Regions from separate parts of the Homo sapiens genome. Here all the other regions are linked to region 1. Evidence: chromatin loops called from intact Hi-C (ENCODE). Cell type or tissue: GM12878. All regions are shown on one strand. Each heading gives the region's core, and the rest is flanking DNA. Links, peaks and the distances in the headings are about the cores only.

Region 1 (7,759 bases), core at 1,779-5,778:
GCCTTGAACGCCTGGTCTTACACGATCCTCCCACCTCAGCCTCCTGAGTAGCTGGGACTACAGGCGTGTGCTCCACCACAACTGCCCGGCTAATTTTTATTTTTGTAGAGAGTGTCTCTAAAAAATATCTTGCCCAGGCTGGTCTAGAACTCCTAGGCTCAAGTGAGCCTCCCTCTTTGGCTTCCCAAAGTGATGGGATTACAGGTATGAGCCACCACACTCAGCCCAAAGATTTTTTTACAAAGGGCCAGATAGCAAATGTTTTGGCTTTGTGAACCACACAGTCTCTGCCATAAATAGGCAACTCTGCCATTGTACAGCAAAAGCAGCCACAGACAATACCTGAATAAATTAATGTGACTGTTCCAATAAAACTGTATTCATAAAAACAGGCAGTGGGCCAGATTTGGCCTGTGGGCAGTGATTTGGGGACCTTGGCCTAAATCAACCCACTCAATGTCTGAATCCAGAAAAGGGTTTTGAGAGTTAATTCAGTAAATCCAGTTATATCATTTCCCTGTTATTTATCCAGAATCCTCCAACTATACACATTAAAAAAGAGGGAAGGCCGGGCCTGGTGGCTCACATCCCAGCACTTTGAGAGTCCGAGGCGGGCAGATCACTTGAGGTCAGGAGTTCAAGAGCAGCCTGGCCAGTATGGTGAAACCCTGTCTCTACAAAAGTAGCAAATTAGCCAGGCGTGGTGCCATGTGCCTGTAATCCCAGCTACTCGGGAGGCTGAGGCATGAGAGTAGCTTGAACCTGGGAGATGGAGGTTACAGTGAACCGAGATTGCACCACTGCACTCCAGCCTGGGCGACAGAGTGAGACTCCATCAAAGAAAGAAAGAAAGAAAGAAAAAGAAAGAAAGAAAGAAAGAAAGAGAGAGAGAGAGAGAGAGAGAGATTTAAAAAGAGAGAAATCTTTATACAAGCATGTAGTATTCTACTTTGAGGAGAAAAAATGGCATAAAAATGAGTTGATATTAGGAATTTACTTGTATGTAACTTTCCAGGATGTATCATGAAATCAGTCAATCAACTTATCTACCTACCTATACCTATCTACCTCCCTCCCTCCCTATCTACCTACCTACCTATGTATACCTATGTATCTCTCTACATATGTCTATATCTGTTTTTACCTATCTATTCATCCACCATCTATCTCTATATATCCCTCTATATATCTATATCTATCTTATCTATGTATATTCATGTGTGCCTATGTATGTCTATATGTATAAATGTGTGTATATATGTATATATGCATATACAGACACATCAGTTTCGATTAAATTCACATACAAAGATATATTGAATTCCTATTGACTTCCTATAGATGCATTCATTTACATATGCAACAGTTGCCATATGTATGCATGTGTGAATCCATTGTGGGAATGTAAACTAACACGTTTGAAGTCACATAGATAATTCTCAAAAACTGTGTTGGAATTTGTCAATTTTCCACTGGCTTAGAGCTGCAGAGGAAAACTAAGACTTGGAGGTACAAACAATTTCAGTCTCTGCCGAGTTTTTTTTTTTTTTTTGGAGATGGAGTCTTAACTCTGTCGCCCAGGCTAGAGTGCAGTGGTGCGATCTTGGCTCACTGCAACATCTACCTCCCAGGTTCAAGCAATTCTGCTGCCTCAGCCTCCAGAGTAACTGAGATTACAGGTGTGCCCCACCACGCCCGGGTAGTTTTTGTATTATTAGTAGAGATGGGGTTTCACCATGTTGGCCAGGTTGGTCTCGAACTCCTGACGTCAGGTGATCTGCCCACCTCAGCCTCCCAAACTGCTGGGATTACAGGCGTGAGCCACCGCACCTGGCCTCTGCCAAGTTTTTAAATTAAAATGGCAATTATTCTATCAAGTGCATGTAAGTTTATTGTATTAGAACTCGTTGATAAGATGTCGTGAAAGTGTGGGATGAGGAGCACGAGAGGGTGTATCATTATCAGCCCTCTTGGTATTACTGACATGACATTTCAATGAATGCACTCACTTGGGCTCAACATGTGGCCTCTGGGCCTTCTCAGGGATCTCTGCAGTGGGTTCCAATTATTAATAAGGCTATTATTTAAATTTAATGTATGATCTTATGTTGGAAAAGGAAAAAGTGATTACAATACTGACAGGCACGCAAAAACAGATTCTTTAAATTTGCAAAAACCTTACTCTTAGGGACATCTCTAATGGTCCTTGAGCTTTATAAAATCTGATAAAAATAAATTTAATATTGAAGTGAAAAATCTGGAATAATTCAGAAACAACTCTATAAAATAGGTATCCTTAATTGTTAAAAATATAATCTTTTGTCTCCCTAGTTAAAGGTCCAACCATGTGTACAAAGAAGTGTCTATTCCATGACAACAGATTTTTGATCAATTATTTTCCCAATGGGAGAATGCTAATTACCAAGTTATCCTTTGGGAAAATACCAAATACCAAATAAAATACCAGATAAATAAAATAAAATAACAAACACCAGTGCTGCATTTCACAAAAATTATTACTTGGAAAACCAATTCCATGGAATGCAGGGTGACCACCCACCCCACAATACGGAAAGTTGCCAGGATATAGGACTTTCACTCCTGAAATTGTGACAGTATTGGGCAAACCAGGATGAGTTGATCACCCTAAAGGAATAGGGAATAGTAAAAATTACCCTGCTAAAGGTGTCTATGATCAAACATGACAGAGACATTCTGCGATAAATAAAATTTGACCATTGTCTTTACTGTAACCATTCACAAAATCTTAGTAGGCTAATAAATAAATGAGAAGAGCATCAGTTGGGCACTGCCTATTCCCAGGTTCTAGAAACTAAAATACTACTCCAAAAATAGCCAGGTATTAAATTTTAGCTCAGGTTCCATCCCTCTTGGAACATGAAGACAAGCTCAAAGTTTTACAGTAAAACTCCCTTGAAGATCAACAGATGAAGGAGGAAATATTTGGAGAAGAGAGGGAATATTTGTGCCTCTATCTAAATCACATAGTGGAAATTATTTGTAAGTTCATTCATTTTTTCTTTATCCTACTGTTCTCTTTCTAGGGCTTCTCAGCCTTGACACTATTGACATCAGGGGCTGGACCATTATTGTGGAGGGCAGTCCTATACTTTGTAGGATGTTAAGTGGCATCTCTGGCCTCTGCCCAACAAATGCTAGCAGCACCCCCGACACACACACTCTGCCATTTCCAGTTGCGACAACCAAAAATGTCCTCAGACATGGCCAAATGTCCCTGGAGAGGAGCAATGTTACTCCGAATTGATAACCTATTTGAGCCAGTCTGAAAAATAAGGTCCCACAAACAGAGAAGCAAGCTCAGGAAGCGGTTACTCAGAAAAGCAAACCCCTTTCAGGAAATTGTCCTTGATGGCTTCTAGGTCACTGCAGCTTCCTAAGGGATGCCATGTGACTGTTGAGAGTGGAAGTGTTCCTATCATCCATGTGCACGATTTCAGCAAAAAGCAGGCCCTTCCGTGAACCATTTTCGAAACCTTGAAGAAACAGACATTGGTGTTCAACCGCAACACCTGGCGTGTGAATGTGGCTCTATCAGATGATTAACTTAGCTCTCACAAACACAATTCAGGAAGGAAAAGAACATGCAAATAGTTGTTCTCATCACTCTCAAAAACTGCTAATTGTCCCCCTCACTAGCTACTAGAGGCACTCAGGGCTGCAGGAAATGGTGACTCAACGCAGGTGTTTGTACTCTATCTCTCTCTTCCTCTATTTCTTTGCTGTCTTCCCATGCGACCTTCAATTTGTCAATTAAATTCAAAAGCACCGAAAAAAAGAGGAAAGGCATTTAAAAATGTCTGGCAATGATTAATGAACCCATCAATGCAGTAATCAAATTCCCTGGGTTTGAGGCAGGTTTTCTCATTCTCAACTTTGACATTTGAGGGTTTGGGGTAGGTTTTCTCAACTTTGACATTTGAGGGTGAAGTCATTCTCTGTGGTAGGGGCTGTGCTGTGCATTGTCGGGTACTGAGTAACATCCCTGGTCTCTACCCAACAGATGCTAACTGGGTTATTGCAACCCAAAATGTCTCCAGACATGGCCAAATGTCCCTAGGGAAAGAATAATCCCTGTAGAGTATCACTAGTTTATGGGATAAAGATGAAGAGAAAATGGACAGTTGCTCAAAACATTTAGGAAAAATCTAAGGGTAACTTTCAAAAATACATATGCCTGGATTCCACGCTTGGAGACTTAGAAGTCATTGGTGTGGGATTCAGCTGGGGTACAGGATTCTTTAAGCCTCCCCAGGTGGTTCTAAGGTGCAGACAGAGTTGGGAACTACTCATCTAGAAAAGAAGACAATAATGACCAGAGTTCCAATAAAGCTTCACAACACTTCTCAGAAATCGACACGCATGGCACCAACAGATTCCATTACATTGTTGCCCATCATCCATGATGGTTTTGTAAGCTGTAGAATTGTCCTCAGTTCTAGAAACTGTGTGTGTTTCTGAGTGTCTAAGAACTCTTGTACATGGACTAAATTAGATGATGTGGACTGGGGGACCAACCACACCCCCTGGGATATGAGAAACCAAGAGTTGCATCAAGCACTGCCTGCACCTGCATCTGCTAGCATTGTCCAAGGTTTTCTAGGGTGCCATGATGGCATCTTCATCTACTCCTTTTTTTTCATATCCAGTTCATTAAGTCCTGCCTGTTGAACTTTAAAAACATATCCAGAATATGACCTCTTCTCATTAATCTCATCATGACCTTCTAGAAACTGCTACCATTGGGTCTTTCAGGATAATAGTAATACTATTTGTATTTTTTGCTTCAGTGCTCGCATCGACAGCACAAAGCCCTCAAGGTTATTCTAAACCCAGTTGATGGAGTAATCCTTTTAAAATAGGAGACAAAGTTGTGCCAACCTCCCAACCTGGAAACAGGAAATGGGGTGGGTGGTGCTGCTGGCATTTTTGGGCAGAGACCAGGGATACTTCTCAATATCCTACGATACCCCTCTCCTGCATCCTAAAATTTGAGAACCTTGCAGTGACATGCAAAGATGGGTCCCCGCCATCACTTCTGTGGCCCCACCTCCTACTACTCTCCCTCCCTCCCTCCCTCATCCATGGCCACTCTGGGTGCCTAGGGCATTCCAGGAATGCTCCTCCTTCAGGGTCCTAATACCTGCTGCTCACTCTCACTGCAAAGCTCTCCCAGAGTTATTACCAGGTTCTAGAAACAATCCCCTCCCCTCCCTTCTTGAGGTCTTTGCTCAAACGTTGCCTTCTCAGAGCAGTCTTCTCTCACCACTTTATCTAAATTGCAACTCCCTACCCCAAGCACTAGCTACTCCCCTCTAATGTTCTTCATAATATTTCTTGCCAACTGTATTTGCTTTCTCGGGCTGCTTTAGCAAATCAGCACAAACTGCATGGTTTAAAACCAACAGAAATGTATTTCTTCATAGGTCTGGAGGCCAGAGTCTGAAATCAAGAACAGATGAGCTGCCTTCGAAGCCTCTAGGGGAGGATCCTTCCTTATCTCGTGCAGCTTTTGGTGGTAGCTGGCCTTCCTTTGCTTGAATCTAAATCTTCCTTTAGCCTGAATCCCATCTTGAAGATCAGCACAGCACACAGATCTTTTTTCTCTACATTGTCTCGTCCTCTGTGTGTGACAGATGTCTCTCTGCCTCCTCTTTTTTAAAAAAACTGTTATTTTAGGTTCAGGGTTACAGGTGCAGGTATGTTTAGGAAAATTGTGAGTTTCAGGTGTTTTGTATACAGATTATTTCATCATGCAAGTAATCAGCATAGTACCTGATAAGTGGTTTTTGAATCTTCACCCTCCTCCCACTGTCCACCCTCAAGTAGGCCCCAGTGTCTATTTCTCCTTTTTTTTGTGTCTATCTGTCCTCAATGTTTAGCTCCACTTATAACTGAGAATGTACAGTTATTGGTTTTCTGTTCCTGTGTTACTTCACTTAGGATCATGGCCTCCAGCTCCATCCATGTTGGTGCAATGGACATGATCTCATCCTTTTTTATGGACGCATAGTATTCCAGGGTGCATATGAACCATGCTTTCTTTATCCAGTCTACCAGTGATGGATATGTAGGTTGATTCCATGTCTTTGCTATTGTGAACTGCGCTGCAATGAACATATGTGTGCATATGTCTTTATGGTAGAATGATTTATTTTCTTTGGCTATATGTGCAATAATATCTGCTTTCTTCTTGTAAGGATACACATGATTATATTAGGGCCCACCTGGATAATTCCATTACCTCAAAATCCATAATTGCATTTTTCATATAAAGTATGAAAGAGCCTGTTTCATATAAAGTAACCTTTCCTGGTTCCAGGTATTAGGACCTGATATCTTTGGGGATAGGAGGGCATTATTCAGTCTACTAGACCACTTATTTATTTTTCATATTGATTGTTCATTGTATCTTCCCTCAGTATAATACAAAATTCACTGAGGATACGAGTTTAAATTTTTTCTTATTCTTTCACTATATTTCTCATCTAGAATATACTAGAAGCTCAATAAAGTTTTCAATGTTTTTTTTTCTTGAATGAAGGAATGAACATTTACAAATGAAGTGTGTCGTTATTGGTTTAGAAATACCTTAATGGAGTAGATTTTTTTTCCTTTTCTTGCTTCTTTTTTTTTTTTTTGAGACAAAGTCTTGATCAGTTGCTTCAGTGCAGTGGCATGATCATGGCTTACTGCAGCCTCAATCTCCCAGGCTCAAGTCATTCTCCCACCTCAACACCCTGAGTATCTGGGAAAACAGGTGCATGCCACCCTGCCCAACTAATTTTTTTTTTTAATTTTTAGTAGAGATGAGGTCCTACTATGTTGCCGAGGCTGGTCTCAAATTCCTAAGCTCAAGCAATCCTCCCTATTTGGCCTCCCTATTTGGAAAGCTGTACACATCAAGTGTGTAAATGGAGTGTGAACAACACTATTGTAAAAGTATAAAGCAGTGCATGGAACAGATTAAAAGATTAATTCAAGAGAGGGATGAATTACTACAAGGTGGAGGGGAGTGAAGGTTGGTTGCAAAAGTATACACAGGAGACTGCAGTTGTTAGTAATATTTTATTTCTTCACTTAAGTGGGTAGATCATTATGTGAAACATTGTAGCTTCTATGTCTGAATTTATTTCTATGTGATACTTATGTAAAATAAGTAAATACACAAAGAGAGAAAGGTATGCAAAAATAAGTATATTTTGTTTCTATGGAGGTTTTATCTTTTCTGCTTTCCTCAGCATTTTTAATGACCTCATAACATTTTTTTTTTTATGTTGAGGCAAAACGTTTTCCTTCACTTTGCAGTGTCCGAGGTGGTTGGTCACTGAAAACATCTGGAGAAGAGGGCAGTGTGGACAGATCTGTGTCCCAAGTGTAGATGGTCTCAGCCCAACACTACCTGAACCATGGAAACATATTTTTATCTCTTTAACAGAATGCAATCTTAACTTGGTTAAAAAGAAACCAGCCTGCCCTGAGTAAAACTGGGCCTCTGAGAACCATGAAGTGTTGTGAGGAGTACAGGAAAAGTTCATGATATGCACCAGCTTCCTGAATATCACTGGCTCACATAGCAAAGTCATTGATAAGCAAGAGGTTAAATGAATTATTTTGATGTAGAACAGATTGTGGTTGGGAGCACTTGAATACTATGTAACCAGTCGGATCCAGCAGGCATTCTGTATTAATATGATTCATTCATTTGTAAATTGCTTGC
Region 2 (7,759 bases), core at 2,511-6,510, 520 kb before region 1:
GGGCACATACAGAGAGTTGGGTATCTCCAAGAAATTTATAATTCACTCCTTTATGCAAGAATAGCAAGGATTTCTGGCTAATTAAAGTGCATTCAGGATGACCCATCTCCTGAATTACTATACAGTGTATAACATATGGTGAGCTAATTATCCAGCTCTCTAATAATAGAAGCATCTCCCCCAGATAAATTTATCCCTGAATGAGTCAATTAGGGTGAGGGATTGTGGAGTGGATGGTTATACATTCTAAATCATCGCTCTCCTCAACTTGAAAATATGTGCTTGGAATCCCAGGCCACAAACTGGGTTTGACTAAGTGGACCTCATTTGCAAGAATCACAAACCAATGAAGCATCTTTGCCTTATGCCTCCTTGTCATTCATACCCTAATATTGCAAGCTAGCATCTCAGGAGCAAACCCTTGAGTATAAATCATATCAGTAACACAGTGTAGAGAAAGGCTATAAATTTTAGAAGTAGGAGTTTTAAATCATTTTCCTCACCACCTTTGACAGATGAACTGAGAAGCAGCTGTGTACAAATATATATATATATGTTAAAATATCTAAACAAGGCACCAGTTGTAACTGGAAATTTTTAAATTTGAAAGCATTTGAGTAAATTCCACTAATACTACCATTGCTTTGATCAGGCATTCCTTTTTCGGCTGCTGAATAACTCTACCTCCATTTCTCACAAAGGTGGTAAGACCTGGCTAAATTGCTCAGGATATTCTGGATAATGAAATAACACATATAAATGTGTCTTCAGACATTGAAAAAATGTTTTATGAACATGGTGGTGTCACCAATGTTAGGATTCTTTGGTAACATATCAAGGCCATTCTCTCAGGACCCTTGGATATTATATTTTGTGAATCAGATAACTAATCTAACACAGATAGACAGCTCTACCCAAGGATGATTGTAACAATGTGCTTTAAATCTTTGTATCTTCAGATAAAGTATGTAAGAAGCTGTTTGTGAATGTACACAGTGTACAAGATGCTAGCATTTTCACTAATATTAACCATGCTGTGAGTGCTCCAATGTGGACAATAGCCATCTACACTAGAATCACCTATTTTAAAGAAAAAATCCTTTTGTTGTAATTCAATAACCATCCCTTCAACTTTGGTGCTGCCAGAACATCTTAAATCTGTAGTTCTAAAAGAAAATCTCAGCTCTCTAATAATTAGAGATAATCAAGATTAACTTGTCAGGCTTCAATATCCTCATGATCAATAAATTTGTTTTGGTCCCCTCTCAAAATTATATACCCATTAAAATGACTTGTAATCATATGAATATTTATATACCTAATAGATTAAATAATTTCTGTCAAAATACATGTCATACAAGGTGATTCACCCTGGAAGCCAAGTATCATTTCTGACTATCCATTGTATAATGGACGCTGTATTAATCTCCACCTTGTCTCGTTTTGAGAGATTTGTGGTAGATGAAGACTGATATAAGGATGTCCAGCTTTCCCAGCAAATTTGATAAACAGCACACTGTTGTTTTCTGCCTTAAATAGGCCCAAGAGCGCCGCTCCATCTTGGAATGGCTGTGCTCCTGTTTATCAAACACAGTAAAGCTCACACACTAGGTAAGAGCATGGTCAATCATGTAGACTGTGACCCATTGATACATCATGAAATTAATTAGTTCCAAAACCAGATTATTACCAAAAAAAAAAAAAAAACAGAATAAAATGGGGTAGAAAATATTAGGGCAATCACCCTAGTAAGAGAAAGATCATTTCCATAAGCTTTTGTTTTAATCACATATCTATGTGCACCTTACTAGATGATGATATAACTGAATGATGTATCTTATAAAGTTCCAAAGCTTTTACATGAGATCACCTGTCAGCATCACCTTCTAGAAAAATCTAGGTGACAAATAACTGCAGTGTTTCTGCACAGTAGCCAAAGCTCATACATGTATATGAAACCCAGTGTTTCTTAGAGTGTCCTATGAAACACCCAGTTTAGAATGTCTTGAGAAGCTTATTAAAATGCTGATGCAAAGTCTCATTTGGAACTACTCTGTGACAGTCCCTAGAGTTCATCTTGGCCATCTTCAGCTGTAATAAGCACCTCTGGGGTTTTCCTTATGCAAAGTCTGAGGTATCACTTGTCTACCCCTGTAGTCCTGGACTCTCCCTTTTCCCTTCTTTGTCTACCTGCAGGAAGTCATAGTGATCCTACATTATACGCCACCATACACTAGGCTAGCAAAGGCCACCCTACAATGTACAGTTCTGAACCAAGCGCCATGCCCAGGAGGCAGGTGGTCAGCCCTGCAATGCCTGCATCTGGCTGTGTGGGCTGACCACGGGCACTAACTCTGCAGTATCTCTGTACAAATAATACTGGAAATAAATGTTCAGGAGTGTGACTGACAGCTTGAAGTCTTCCTTCCTCTCTTAGGAATTGCACGACATCCTTCACCATGCCATTTTGCTGTGAGCAGAATCCGAGAGGTTTCTGCAGTCTCTGGCACCTGGGTAAGACAGGCTGTCAGCATGGGCATGACATGATGGAGCTATGGTTACTCACAGATCCCAATGTTTACCAAGGACAGGCACCCAGACAACAGGCATATTGCCCAAGAACGACTCATAACCCCTCCAGCAAGTGCCTGTCAGCCCAAACCTGTGAAAATCATGACAAATAGCTCATGTCTTACCTGAATTCTGATAGATCTATAAATAGTTGCTTAAAGGACTTTTAGTGGCTATTATCCAACCCTGGGCAGAAAATTCTTTATTCTTTACATTAATACTTGCTGCTGCTGTACATGTATATCTCCTATAGCTTCCCTTGGAAATCAATTTCAATAATTTATCTCTTTGTAAATTAAATACATATGTGTGTAAAGCACACACACACATATATATACACAAACACACACACATATATACACACACATATTTACACATACATATATATATACACACACAAACGCAACACAACACCAAACTATAGATTTTCTTTACTCTATTTTTCTCTGATGAAAATATTAAAATACCAATAAGCAGTATACTTCACATCAATGCTTCAAGTACAGACATGCATCATATAGTGACAGGGATATGTTCTGAGAAATGTATCATTAAGCAATTTCATCATTCTGCAAACATCGTACAGTGCACTTACACAAGCCTAGATGGTATAGCCCACTGCACACCCAGGCTATATGGTAAAGCCTATTACTCCTAGGCTACAAACCTGCACCGCATGTGACTGTACTGAGTACTGCAGGCAACTGCAATGCAATGGCAAGTATTTATCTAGACATATGTACACATAGAAAAGGTACAGGAAAAAATACAGTATAAAAGATACAAACGTGGCCGGGCGTGGTGGCTCATGCCTGTAATCCCAGTACTTCGAGAGGCCGAGGCGGGTGGATCATTTGAGGTCAGGAGTTCGAGACCAGCCTGGTCAACATGGTGAAACCCTGTCTCTATTAAAAATACAAAAATTAGCTGGGCGTGGTGGCACACACCTGTAATCCCAGCTACTTCAGAGGCTGAGGCAGGAGAATCACTGAAACCCGGGAGGGGGAGATTGCAGTGAGCCGAGATCGCACCACTGCACCCCAGCCTGGGCAACAGAGCGAGACTCTATCTCAAAAAAACAAAAAAGATACAAACGTACAGCTGCATAAGGCAGCTCCATTATAATCTCATGGGACTTCTGTCATATACGTGGTCCATTGTTGACCAAAATGTTATTATGCGGTACATGTCTGCAATCCAAATTTTTATAATAAAATAGCCCCTTTAGTTTACACCTATCTATAACCTTGGGCAAATTCCTTCAACCTCCACTCACATAGCTGTAATATCAATTCTTTTTTAAAATTCCAAGGCTGGTGTTGATTTTTCTCCTGGTGTGCCTACCTTTTTTACTTACAAATGTCTGTTAAATATTAATTTGCCTAGAGTCTGCACTAACTAGATGTTTGCTCACATGTTCTTTTATTCTTTTGTTGCAGAGTCTGCCCTTTCTCTCCAGCTGTTCATGAGATTTCCATGGGGCTTTATTAAATGTCAGCAATTTCCAAATGCAGTCCTCTGTTCCAGGTTCACCCAAGCACTGCAACTTTTATCCCTCTGACATACTTAGCTTCTCATAAAATTTCATCTGAAATATTCCTCAGCTTTAAAACAAATTTGAAAATCACTGTTTGCAGTAGGAAAATCACTGCTATATGTTCAGCAAGGCCGTTTCATTTTCTTCTTCCTGAAGACATGGGGAGACTGCCTCTTAGCCCCATGTCAAGTCAGGGTGGAGACATGGGGCCTGGTCTACATGCTGACCCCTGGGTCAGTGAAGTAACAAAAAGCCCCCAAGGGACCCTTCAACTCTTTTCTCCTGTGGACGCTACTGGGAAGGCCATCTATTGAGATGACAGAACCACAAGATATTAGCAACCTGGATCCCTGAGTCTCCTCATGGAGCAAAGCTTCCCTAGAGCATCACCCAACCAGCAATAGATTTTGCATGGGCAAGAAACAAATCTTCAAGTGTTAATCCACTGAGATTTTGTCAGTCTTCACTGACAAAAACAGAAACTGGCAGCAGAAGTTGGATGTTAACCAAAATAAAAACTTAAATTGTGTGGTGCTCCCTCAGCCGTTGGGCAGCTAGTACATAGAATACTCTCTGGAGCCAAGTCCCAGAGGCTGAAACTGAGAATACTTAAAATGACCAATGACCAGTTTATATATTTCACAGTTCAATGACAATTTAGATTTTAACAAAATCTGTCAAAACTGAGAGGCGGTGTGAACTATAAGAACTAATCATTCTATTTGTGTCTCATTTTTAGAAGGAGGAAGTGATACTATCAATTGCAACTTTTGTGTAAGTCACTTCGTAGTCTGTTCAGACACCCAAACCATATGTGGGCTTCTGTCAGAGTTGATGAAACACTTTTGTGATACCAGAGAGATATACTAAAATACACCCTATGATTTATCTATTGCATAATCCGTGATGTTGTGGGTAGCAGGACACTGTTGTACCTCCAGGTGAATGGGTTGCTCCTATGCTGTTTCATAACTGGAAGAAGAGAGTGAGGAGAACCACTGCCCATTCCCAACCTCCAGTAAAGCATCAACTCCAGGCACACAAGATCTGGACAGAGGAACACAACATCTTCCATGTGAGGAAATGACAACATAATTTTCATAGAGTACGTTACCTTTTACCTTTCTCACCAGCCCTAACTTATGTAGCTTCCACATACCTTAACTATGTATTCTCTTCTTAGGCTGAGCATATTTGCTTGTTTTTAAATTAAATCCCTAATATAGTTTCCCTTCATCACAATAACTTCCTTTTCATTGTCATTCATTGTTCAATCCAGAGATTGATTTTACAATTTTGTGTCATGCAATTAATTGGATGACAAACCAATATTACCTATATTTCCTCTGTCTCCTTTATAATTTTTAAATCACCCTCCCAACTCTCTTTTACATCTCTCATAGAGTTTAAGTCACCATAAAGACCAAACGTCTGATTTTCAGATGAACTTTCCATTTCTCTTTAGAGTCCTGTTCTCCACAGTTACAAGTGGAACAAAATACTTTTATTTGCTTGTTTTGAATAGCAAGTGTTTTTGACATAGCCTCTATATAATATCTACTTAATTATATCTACTTATGCTCTCTATATTATGTATTATAATATAGATATATATTATACCTACCTATGTAATTCAGGAATGCTGTCTGCTCCACTGTTGATGGTTATTCCATTTACAGATTGCAATCCCCAAAACTATAAACTCAATGGGACCTGACAGACCCAAGAGACATCATTCACTTCACCCAGTTTACTCACAGAGGTTTTTGTTTTGTTTTGTTTGCTCAGAGATTAATCCAAAATATTTTGGATCTTTCCACATTGTTTATATCACAAGGACAACCTATAAACTAAACATAAGCCATTATCTTGCCTCTCTTGATGGCCACATTTGAAAATTAAAGACCAGTGGGGCTGGGTACTGTGGCTCACACCTGTAATCCCAGCACTTTGGGAGGCCGAGGTGGGTGGATCACCTGAGGTCAGGAGTTCAAAATGCAGACTGACCAAGTTTGTGAAACCCTGTCTCTACTAAAAATAGAAAAAAAATTAGCCAGGCATGGTGGCAGGCACCTGTAATCCCAGCTACTCAGAAGGCTAAGGCAGGAGAATCACTTGAACCTGGGAGGTGGAGGTTGCAGTGAGCCAAGATCGCACCACTTGCACTCCAGCCTGGGCGACACAGAGAGATTCCCTCTCAAACAAACAAACAAACAAAAAACCAGTGGGATATCTGACACCTCCTTTGTCATCAGCAGACATTAATTTGCCATGGGCCTTTCCAGCCCAGGATGTGGGGAATGTTGGCAAAGAGACTCTAAGGAGAGCACACTGCATTGCAATACCTTTCTAAGGCCATTAAACATGTGCTATGGCGAGCTCTGGCTGAAGAAATGTGTTAGGCATGGAAGGGAAAATGTGGCTAGCATAATAACCCTACCAGTTCTGGCTGGGCGTGGTGGCTCACGCCTGTAATCCCAGCACTTTGGGAGGCCGAGGCGGGCGGATCACGAGGTCAAGAGATCGAGACCATCCTGGCTAACACGGTGAAACCCCGTCTCTACTAAAAATACAAAAAATTAGCCAGGTGTGGTGGCGGGCGCCTATAGTTCCAGCTACTCAGGAGGCTGAGGCAGGAGAATGGCGTGAACTCGGGAGGCAGAGCTTGCAGTGAGCCGAGATCACGCCACTGCACTCCAGCCTGGGCGACAGAGCAAGACTCTGTCTCAAAAAAACGAACAAACCACAAACAACAACAACAACAAAACCCTGTTGGTTCTTCCACCTCCACGAGAAATAACCCAGAATGTTTTTTAACAGGCAGCATCAGAGGACAAGGCAATACCCACCGCTGTATGAACTGGGCCGCCTCCACCGTTAGCCTCTGGGTGAGATTGTCATAGGACATGGGCTGCTGAATGATCTCGTAGTTCCTCATCATGAAGCAGTTCAGGGGCCGGAAGTAATGAAGGAAGCCCAAGAAAAGGGTCAGGATTAGGGCTGCTAGGAAGAGAAGGCTGAAAAAAACGCCTAGAGGCACGTGGAGTAGCCCCAGACAATTGAGTGCAGCAAGGGTAAGGAGGGTGACCCCGACGATCTGCAGGGGGAGGAAGACCAGCCTCTTGAAGCCCGTGGTGAAGACACTGCCCTCTCCGGGCTTGCAGTCTCTCAGATTGGTCAAAGAGATCCCATAGAAATAATTGAAGCCGTGATGTAAAGGGTGGTGACAGAAGTCAGTCTTGCTGTGACAGCTCATCCCAAGGTGCCATTTCCCTGAGAAGACAAATGGGGGATCACTTCAGTCCCAATAAACACCCTGATTCCAATCCAAGCTTCTGTTCCTACATGCTGAAAAGGAGGTTCTTTCTGACTATTTCATGAAGCTAGCCTTCCCGCTCATAGGACCCTAGAATTTTTCACTTTTTTTTCCCCACAAACGCTAAGGTATTACCTACTCACTCTACCAGAAAATAAGAACTAATTTAGCGATTCCAACAAAACAAAACAAAAAAACAAACAAAATCTCAACCAGATAAAAATCCTCTACTCACTCTACCAAGAAATAAGAACTAATTTAGTGATTTCAACAAAACAACACAAAACAACAACAAAAAACCCCAATCAGATAAAAATCCAAAAAGAAAACTAGCT
Region 3 (7,759 bases), core at 2,511-6,510, 320 kb before region 1:
GACCCTGTCTCAAAAACAAACAAACAATATTATACTTGTAGTATTTAAAAAACATAATTATCTGGTATTCCCATAGCTAATAGAATGAAAGGGGAGACTTTATCTCCCTAGACAGGAAGCACGGTACCTCCTACACTCTCTTCTCCCCACATCAACTGGATAGGTGTGTGAACGCATTTCAAAGTCAAGTATGGTTAGTAATTACTTGATCTTTTTCCAGCCCCTTCAGATAAGCTGAATTGAACACCCAAAAGTGATAGTAACATCATTTTCCTTTGCAATTACAAAGACCATTAACCCAACAGAATCTCCATGCTTTACCTGTTTGTGATGTTTTTGTTCCATTTTATTAAGTATGACTCCTGATAAATGAATCACTACACAATTAATTTTTTCTCATTCTTTAGATTCATACACACAGACACATATATCAAGCAAACTATAAATTGCTAAAATGACAGGCCAGCAGTGACTACTTGTTATCACGTGTGTAACATCTCTTGAGGGCTGCTTTGTAATTCATTTGTATGGTGTTGTTGTACCAGTGTAACTGCTAAGTGGTTTCTCTGGTTCCATGTGCATTTGTACATGAAGTTGTGCAATCTCCACATACCAGCAGTTTCAAAGAATGACAGTTTGCATGAGGCCATCTTAATAGCAGGTAGCATGTAACCAACCCATCTGAATTAAGCCACCATTGCAGAATAAAACATTTGACACTAAGCCAGGTATTTCAGTGGATGAGTTGTATTTTGGATTTCCAAAAAAAAAAAAAAAAAAAAAAATTAAGCAGTCATGCTCTCGAATAATCTTACTAGACATAAACAATACTGCTAGGGTAGGGGGGCACTGCCTTTAACAATGGTCAGAGTTTCTTGGTAAATCAGTGGTTTTGCTTCTTTGATGTTTCTAAAACACTGATATGCCCAGTTGCCCTGCTCTGACCTCATCTCACCCTCCCCAGCTTCCCTCCCCACCCACCTCGTAAAGCACAGACCTCTCAGCCTGACCCCTTGCTCCCTACCTCACTCATTACTTCTGGTTTCCTTTTGGGGCCTTGTCTTCTGCCTGCCCCCAGTACAATGTTTATTTTTCTGCATGTCCATCTCATCCTGACAAGCCTCTCCACACTGGAGTGCAGCCAGTAGCTGTCTCTGCTAAGCTCTTCCCTCTGCCTGCATTTCTCACCCCACACACACCTTCCATTTCCCAGTGGCTACATACATCATGTGCGATTATGCCTGTCTTTCATGACCTGCCTCTGACCAGAAATCCCTGAGTCATCTTCCCTAAACCCACTCCTTCAAATCCACCTTCCAAATCCTGGTGAATGGACTGCTGTCCCTGCTCCAGAGGACTGTGTGCCTCAAACAGGGCTCCCCACAGTGGGCCTGTATTAGCAGGGATTCCCCAGTGCATGTTTCCTGCCTTGGAGACCATGAACTCCAGGGAGGCTGGAGAGCTGTCTGCTCTGCTTTCTGTCTTCTGCCTGCCCAAGACAGTACTTTATGTAGGTGTTAATTTCCTAAAAATATGTCTAACATGCTTGAATTGCTGATAGCTATTGATTAAAGCCCAGCTTCTAATATAAATATGCATTTCTGATGAATCTCACAAAAAAACAGGAAGAAACAAATGCCATTAATTTGCAGTTTATCAATATCCTGGCTAGTAATTGAGATATTTAGTGGCATAGTCACTAGAATATAAGGTGCTAGTCCCAGTCCCAACACGAGCTTGAGTAATTTTAAACTTCATAGTGAATTTTTTGTAACGTCTACAGAATGGATCACCATTATCATAATAATAGCTGATAGCGACGGAGCATGTCCCATCTGCCAAGCACTGGATATCATTGATTCATTCATTTATAAAATTTGAAGTTGGTGGGAGGGCATATTTAAAGACTGCTACCTGGAATAGTGTTATTTGTCAGAGATTCATTTGTTTGTTCTCCACATTCTTCAATATATGAATTATTCCATGCAATTGAACAGCTCCCCAAGTACGTCATAGTTATGAAATGTTGTGTGTTGACTTTGGAAGGTTACAGTTCATTTGTGATCTTCCAGGCAGCGGGGGTGGGGGTGGGGGGATTCTTCTCTGTAGTGAAAGTGTTTTTCTCTGAAATCTTCAGCTACTTTCCTACTCTGTGAAGCCTTCTTCTCCTGGGTCAGTGGGACCCTTCCTTGAGAGTGGTTTCAGTAGGTTCTCCAAAAACTGTTCAACTGAGTAAAATTGAATAGAATAGTCCATGCATTTTGTCCCAAGGTATAAAAATTGGCTTTGGGGAGGTGAAAATGAAACCTTACTTTTTTTTAATGTATCAAGCACCAATACACATACAGAAAAATATAGTGTATCTGTGTTATTATAACATGTTATGGGGATAGACTGTTGGGGAAAAATAACTGGAAAAGCTTTTTTGGGGGTGATCATGAATGAAATGGTTGAGAAACACTGAGTTAGTCATACACAGTATCAGACAAGTACTGTGTCAGTAGCCCCAGTAATTTCCACCCTCAGGCCAGGCCCCACATCCAGCACATTCTCGCTCTTCTCTAGCCCCCACAGCCAGGTCAGTCTTCTAGCCCAGGCTCCATCAGCATCTCAGGTTAGAGAAAGGAAGGCAAGATGCCTTCCACCTCTGTTTTCCAGGATTGAGAATATGCTCACGCCCCTCTCTATCTAAAGGAAAGGAGAGAGGGATGGACCAGGCCCTGTGTTGCCCTCACAGGTGCCCTGGGCGCCATTTTGTCATGAGTGGTCAGCAGAGCCCATTGCCGAGGGGCCTAGGGAGGGTGCCCTCACAGAGCTGGTCCCTTCAGTTCTGAATTAAGCAGTAGCCTCAATGCCATGTAAGCAACCATTCCTGCAAGAGGATAGGCATTTAAGGTGAAATCTGCCTCATCTGTCGTTATTTACAGGTAAGATTCAGAATAGTTCAAGAAAACAAGGCAAATGAATTGCATTTGCATTGACGTGAGTCATGCCACATTCAGCTACTCTTTGTGAAAACGTCCCCAAAATAGATTCCTCGGAGTGCTGCTTTGCGGGACCTTCATCGATTTGCTCTGAAGATAGGTGTCCATGCCTGAGAGGCCTCAGTGAGGTTTCAACTACACAGTTATCCATGGCAGCACTTCTGGAAACATTTCTGTGCTAATTGTACATGGCAGGTCCCCAGTTCCTCATTTAATGGGAGGAATCTCCTTTTTCTGGAAAATTTCTCTGGACTGCTGTGTCACAGAACATTCTAGAAACCCCTTACCTCATGAACATTCTACTACTAGACAATTTAGAATTGAACGTTAATATGGGCATGGGAGGCCAGTGAAAACAACATAAGCCTCACCTGGTACTGCAACACATCTTTGTTTGGGAAACACTGACTTTGCAACCACAGCTATAAACACCGGCTTTTATTTCAGGAGTCAGCAGTTACTATATTTGCAGGAAGGAGAACTGAGGGCATCCCTGTGAAAACCAGAAAATAAATCCATCCTGAAGGGCATTGGCTTTGTAGGCCTCTCATCCCCTGTTGAGTAGGTTGCTGGGCCATGCACAACGGGTGTCAGTATGGAAAGGACCAAGGAGAGGACCGAAGAGAGGCCTCTGCATTGCCAGCTGCCACGTGCTCACCACACAGACAGCTCATTGGCTCATCCACCAGCTCATTTAATCACGAAGTCTTTTAATCCCCTCCAGGTCCAATGAATTCCTTAGGCTTTTTTCTCTGTGTTTATCAGTTCCCATTATAAATGGCAGCTTCTTCTACATGGCACATTTGGAGATGACATGGAAAAATCACTCACACAGGCCAGCAAAGGCACTCTCTTTATGCTGTGATAATCCTGTTTGGGGAAGCCCCCTCTGTAGCTTCTCTCAAAAGCAGGCAAACATCGCTGTGCTTTTGCTGTCCTGACAATGTGTGGAGTCATATTATACAGCAAGCATACCACAAGCAAGTCACATCTAAGGCACCTAAATGTGGTTTTTCCATAACGAAAGTGCTGTTGAAAATAAACACAACTTGCTGCTCTACAGGTTAGAGCATTTTAATCCCGTACATGGCTAATCTTCCCGAGTCTGTCTGAAGTCATAATGTCCCTCTAAACACACAAAACCGATAGGGGCCTCCCGTCACACTTGCGGATCATGAGTCTCATGCAGAAGGCTACGTAAGATGAATTGATTTCACATGTTTTACTCAGAGGATGTGGAAAAAGAAAATGATTCTAGTGACCATCTAGAAACTTGCGGTTTGTTTTTGACTTTAAGACAGTCAGCACCTTTCAGGGCCTTGCTGGGTTTTCACTGGTTTCTGACAGATTGGTGGACGCGGCATCTGTACCATTAAAAGAGGAAATCAGGAAGGTTTTTTGAGCTGTCTTGAAGTCTTTTGCTCACCACTTAATTTACATACATACACTTTAATATGCATGCTAAGAGTGCCCGTAATGTACTTTTATTGAGTAAAATGACACAGAGAGAATTCGTTAGGAAGCTTTCCTGCCCACCCCCCAACCAAGTCGTTAAATAACTTTTTCAAAGGCTGTTCTCTATAGGAGAAGGAATCAATTTAGGGGTGTAGTTCATTCATTTACCTAGCTTGTAACTCTAAAGGGTTTTGTTATAAACATGTTTATATCAATAATGGTTTTATAGTTTGATTTTCAGAGCACTATCGATTCAGTAAAACAGTAGCTCTGCGGTGCACAAGGGATACTGACCTCCACCTCAGCACTATTACTTAGAGGAATGCAGCACCATATGTAGCTTACTAGTAGGTAGGTGGATGTTTGGATGAAGGAAGGGAGAGCAGGAGGAAGGGAGGGATGGATAGATTGATAAATAGGGATGGATGGACAGATGGATGGATTGATGAATAATATAAACAAAAGTACTAATTAATAACAAAATACACACATACCTCAGCAGTCATTTTGACAGCAGTACTTAAAAGTTTCATGTTTAAACAAACATCTAATAGTGTATATGTATCCAACATGACAACATTGTGGTACTTATTTACAGATCACTGTCTGACAAGGAACATGAAGTCAAACAGAACTTAAACCTTAGATATGAGCACTGCCAATCAAAATTAAAAACAAAGTTTAAGGCCCCCTTGAAGTTTTGATGTCTCACCATGTGAAAATTGAACTTCATATTACAAAATTAATGCATAGGAAAAAACCTCCTATGAAAAAGCCTGGTTTTGGTGATGAGATTCAGATCATACATGGCTTTATAATTGATGAATAGTTGTGAGCAGCTGCTGTACTTTCTGTGCTTCCATGTAATTCCAGGACCGCTTCTGGGAGCCCTGAAAGTACCCTTCAGTGACTTCCTTCCAAATGTTGTATTTCACTAAGCAAAAGGGAAAGCTTTATTCCTTAGAGATGATATAGTAATATTTGGAAAGCTCACTAGTTCCAATGAAGCACATAATTTAAAACAGACACATCATAGTTTAAAAGGTAAAATCGGTTACGAAATGTGATCCCAAGTAGGCACGGGCAGCACTCTGCCTGTGGCCTGGAGGAGGTCCCGGTGTGCAGGATTGGAAAGGGGCTGGCTCCTTCCCTGCTGTGACTGTTCTGTCTGCTTCCCGATGGGACGTGCTGTTGATCCCAGCTGCTGAGAAGAAATGGTGGGCAAGTGCCACGGGGACAGGATTTGCAGCAGGGAGGAGCCAAAGGTGGAAGCATCACCGGGAAGTGAGACCTGGGGAGGAACACGAGAGCATCACAAGCCGCGGGCCCTTCTCCTTCCCTCTTGAAAACCTAACCTAGCTCCTGACACTGCCTCCTACTGTGTTCCCTTCCTGCCCAAACTGTACCTAGAGCTCCATCCATAGACCTCGTCTGCTCACCGCACAGAAATGCCAGGGCTGCCGGGATCCCTTCTCAGCGCTCCTCCTTCTGTGTAATCAACTGCTTCTCTGCTCTGATGACACCTGACCGCACCTCCAGCTCACAGCCACAGTGCATGGAGACCCCGAGCCTTCTACTTGGGTGTCCCACGATGGCCTCAAACCCAACTTGTCACAAAAGCTACCTCTCCTTCCTGCCACCAAAATGGCGGCCCCAAGACCCACCACATCAGAAACATGAGAATCAGCTTCTCCATCAGGCTTAACATCCCAGGTATCATCCAGTTCCCTATTGCTTCTCAGTTTTTCCTCTAATCCCATCCATTTTTATTCATTGCTCTTGTGTTTGGACTGTTTCCCTCCCCCAATTCAGATGCTGAAATCCTCACCCCCAGTGTAATGCGTTAGGGGGAGACCAGGGAGCCAGAGACCACGCTGGCTCCCTGATCTCACACCGCCTGGCCCCAGACCTATGGGAAATCCCTGTCTGGGGTTTAAGCCACCCAGTCTGTGGTATTTTCTTACAGTAACCTGAAGGGACTAAGACACCCTGCTGCTGTCAGACAAAGATACTCTTATGTGCAACTTGCTAGTTATAAAATGGAACTTTTAAGCTATATGATATTTGTCTTTTAAGAAATTAAAGTACAAGGACTTTTTAAGTCCCCTGGACAGAGACCATCCCCAGGTCGCTGCTGCGCTTCAACATCGTTGGAGAAGTCAGTTCATCACCTCCAAGTGATAAGCCGCCAAGGTGCTTCACCTCCCTTGTCGTTGGAAATGTCATGCTCCCTAAATTAAATCCCTCAAGCTACAGTTTAATTAAGCTCATCTCCTCGCCTGGAGATGGAAATCAGATATATTTTAGCCTTCAGCTGGGTAGAGTGAAAAGAACATTGGATTCTGCAGACCTGGATTCTATTCAAGAGTTCTGTCTTCCGCCTGACTGCATGACCTCCAGCTTGCCTCTGAACTTCCCTTGCACTAAGCAGAGGAGATGCTGCATTTGCTCTGTCTATTCCCTAGCGCTGACTTTCCATGGCCCCTTTGTGGCTCTAAGTCCTGTACCCAGGACACCTCCACCATCTTCACTAATTTAGCAGACGTTCATCAGTGCTCACGATTTGCCATGGCATCCTGGGAAGGTGCGTGAAAACTGGGCCCTGCCTAGTTACAGCCGATATGTAGGCTGTACAAGCTGCGTCAAGAATATTCTTGACCAGATACTTCCTTGAAGATGTGGAAGTCAGCCTTAGAAGGTCCACTAAATACACTACAAAATGATCACAAAATTAATTAAAATCATATAGAATATGCATGCATACACACACATCCATGTGCATGTCCTGACACAGAGATGATATGTGGGGTGAAGGAGGGAGATTTCAGGGTAGGCCGCAGGCCTGCCGGGAGCATGTGCAGGTGGCAGCGCCATCCCCTGGACCAAACCCCAGTTCTCCGGCTTCACTGAAGGTGCAGGAGCCCTGCTAGAAAAGAGAAGGGAGCCGTGGGCACTTCCACCTTCCCTGTCCCTGGCCACCACCCTCAAAGGAGCAACCCACCAAGTCCGTGCAGAGAAAAGTCAGTCTGCCTCCACTCCCCACTTGCAGAGGCTGAAGTCCCTTGGCTTAGAGAGAAAAGTTTCTTTCTACAGATGCAAACATACGAATCCATGATTCACTGTATGGGTGGTGGTATGAATGAGTTTTAGGTCAAGTGTAATTGGTCAGTCATGGTGGGACAGGAAGGGCTGCCCCCTAAGTGAAAACATGAGGTGCTTAAAAGGAAGCATGAGAGCCAGGTGCTTAAAAGGAAGCATGAGAGCCAGGTGCTTAAAAGGAAGCATGAGAGCCAAGTTCAGTCAGGGTGAACCTCCTTTCC

The links. Hi-C counts contacts between places; a loop is a spot of excess contacts. Peaks named below come from ENCODE experiments on the same cell type or tissue, not always from the same donor. Only the 100,000 strongest peaks of a DNase experiment are listed, where the experiment ranks them.
Region 2: a loop joins it to region 1, with 4 times the contacts of the local background. A loop is called at or near these places in 1 of 110 quality-filtered maps.
Region 3: a loop joins it to region 1, with 6 times the contacts of the local background. A loop is called at or near these places in 1 of 110 quality-filtered maps.

Annotation. Positions count from the first base shown.
Region 1 is chrX:6,734,954-6,742,712 of GRCh38, reverse strand. It overlaps a transcript of PUDP not described here. Among named protein-coding and RNA genes, the nearest start is that of VCX3A, 200 kb to the right of the region's middle. In GM12878, for the core only: no CTCF peak of the experiment used is centred there; a DNase peak (open chromatin) is centred at 3,602; H3K27ac peaks cover 1,720 bases.
Region 2 is chrX:7,258,971-7,266,729 of GRCh38, reverse strand. It overlaps STS (steroid sulfatase), which reads right to left. Exons shown (of 11, transcript NM_001320752.2): 6 at 6,958-7,381. Among named protein-coding and RNA genes, the nearest start is that of PUDP, 110 kb to the right of the region's middle. In GM12878, for the core only: no CTCF peak of the experiment used is centred there; a DNase peak (open chromatin) is centred at 4,799; H3K27ac peaks cover 536 bases.
Region 3 is chrX:7,055,914-7,063,672 of GRCh38, reverse strand. All of the region lies in intron 3 of PUDP (pseudouridine 5'-phosphatase), which reads left to right. Among named protein-coding and RNA genes, the nearest start is that of STS, 88 kb to the left of the region's middle. RefSeq lists enhancers at 4,349-4,498, 5,303-5,803. In GM12878, for the core only: no CTCF peak of the experiment used is centred there; a DNase peak (open chromatin) is centred at 4,252; H3K4me3 peaks cover 949 bases; H3K27ac peaks cover 1,106 bases.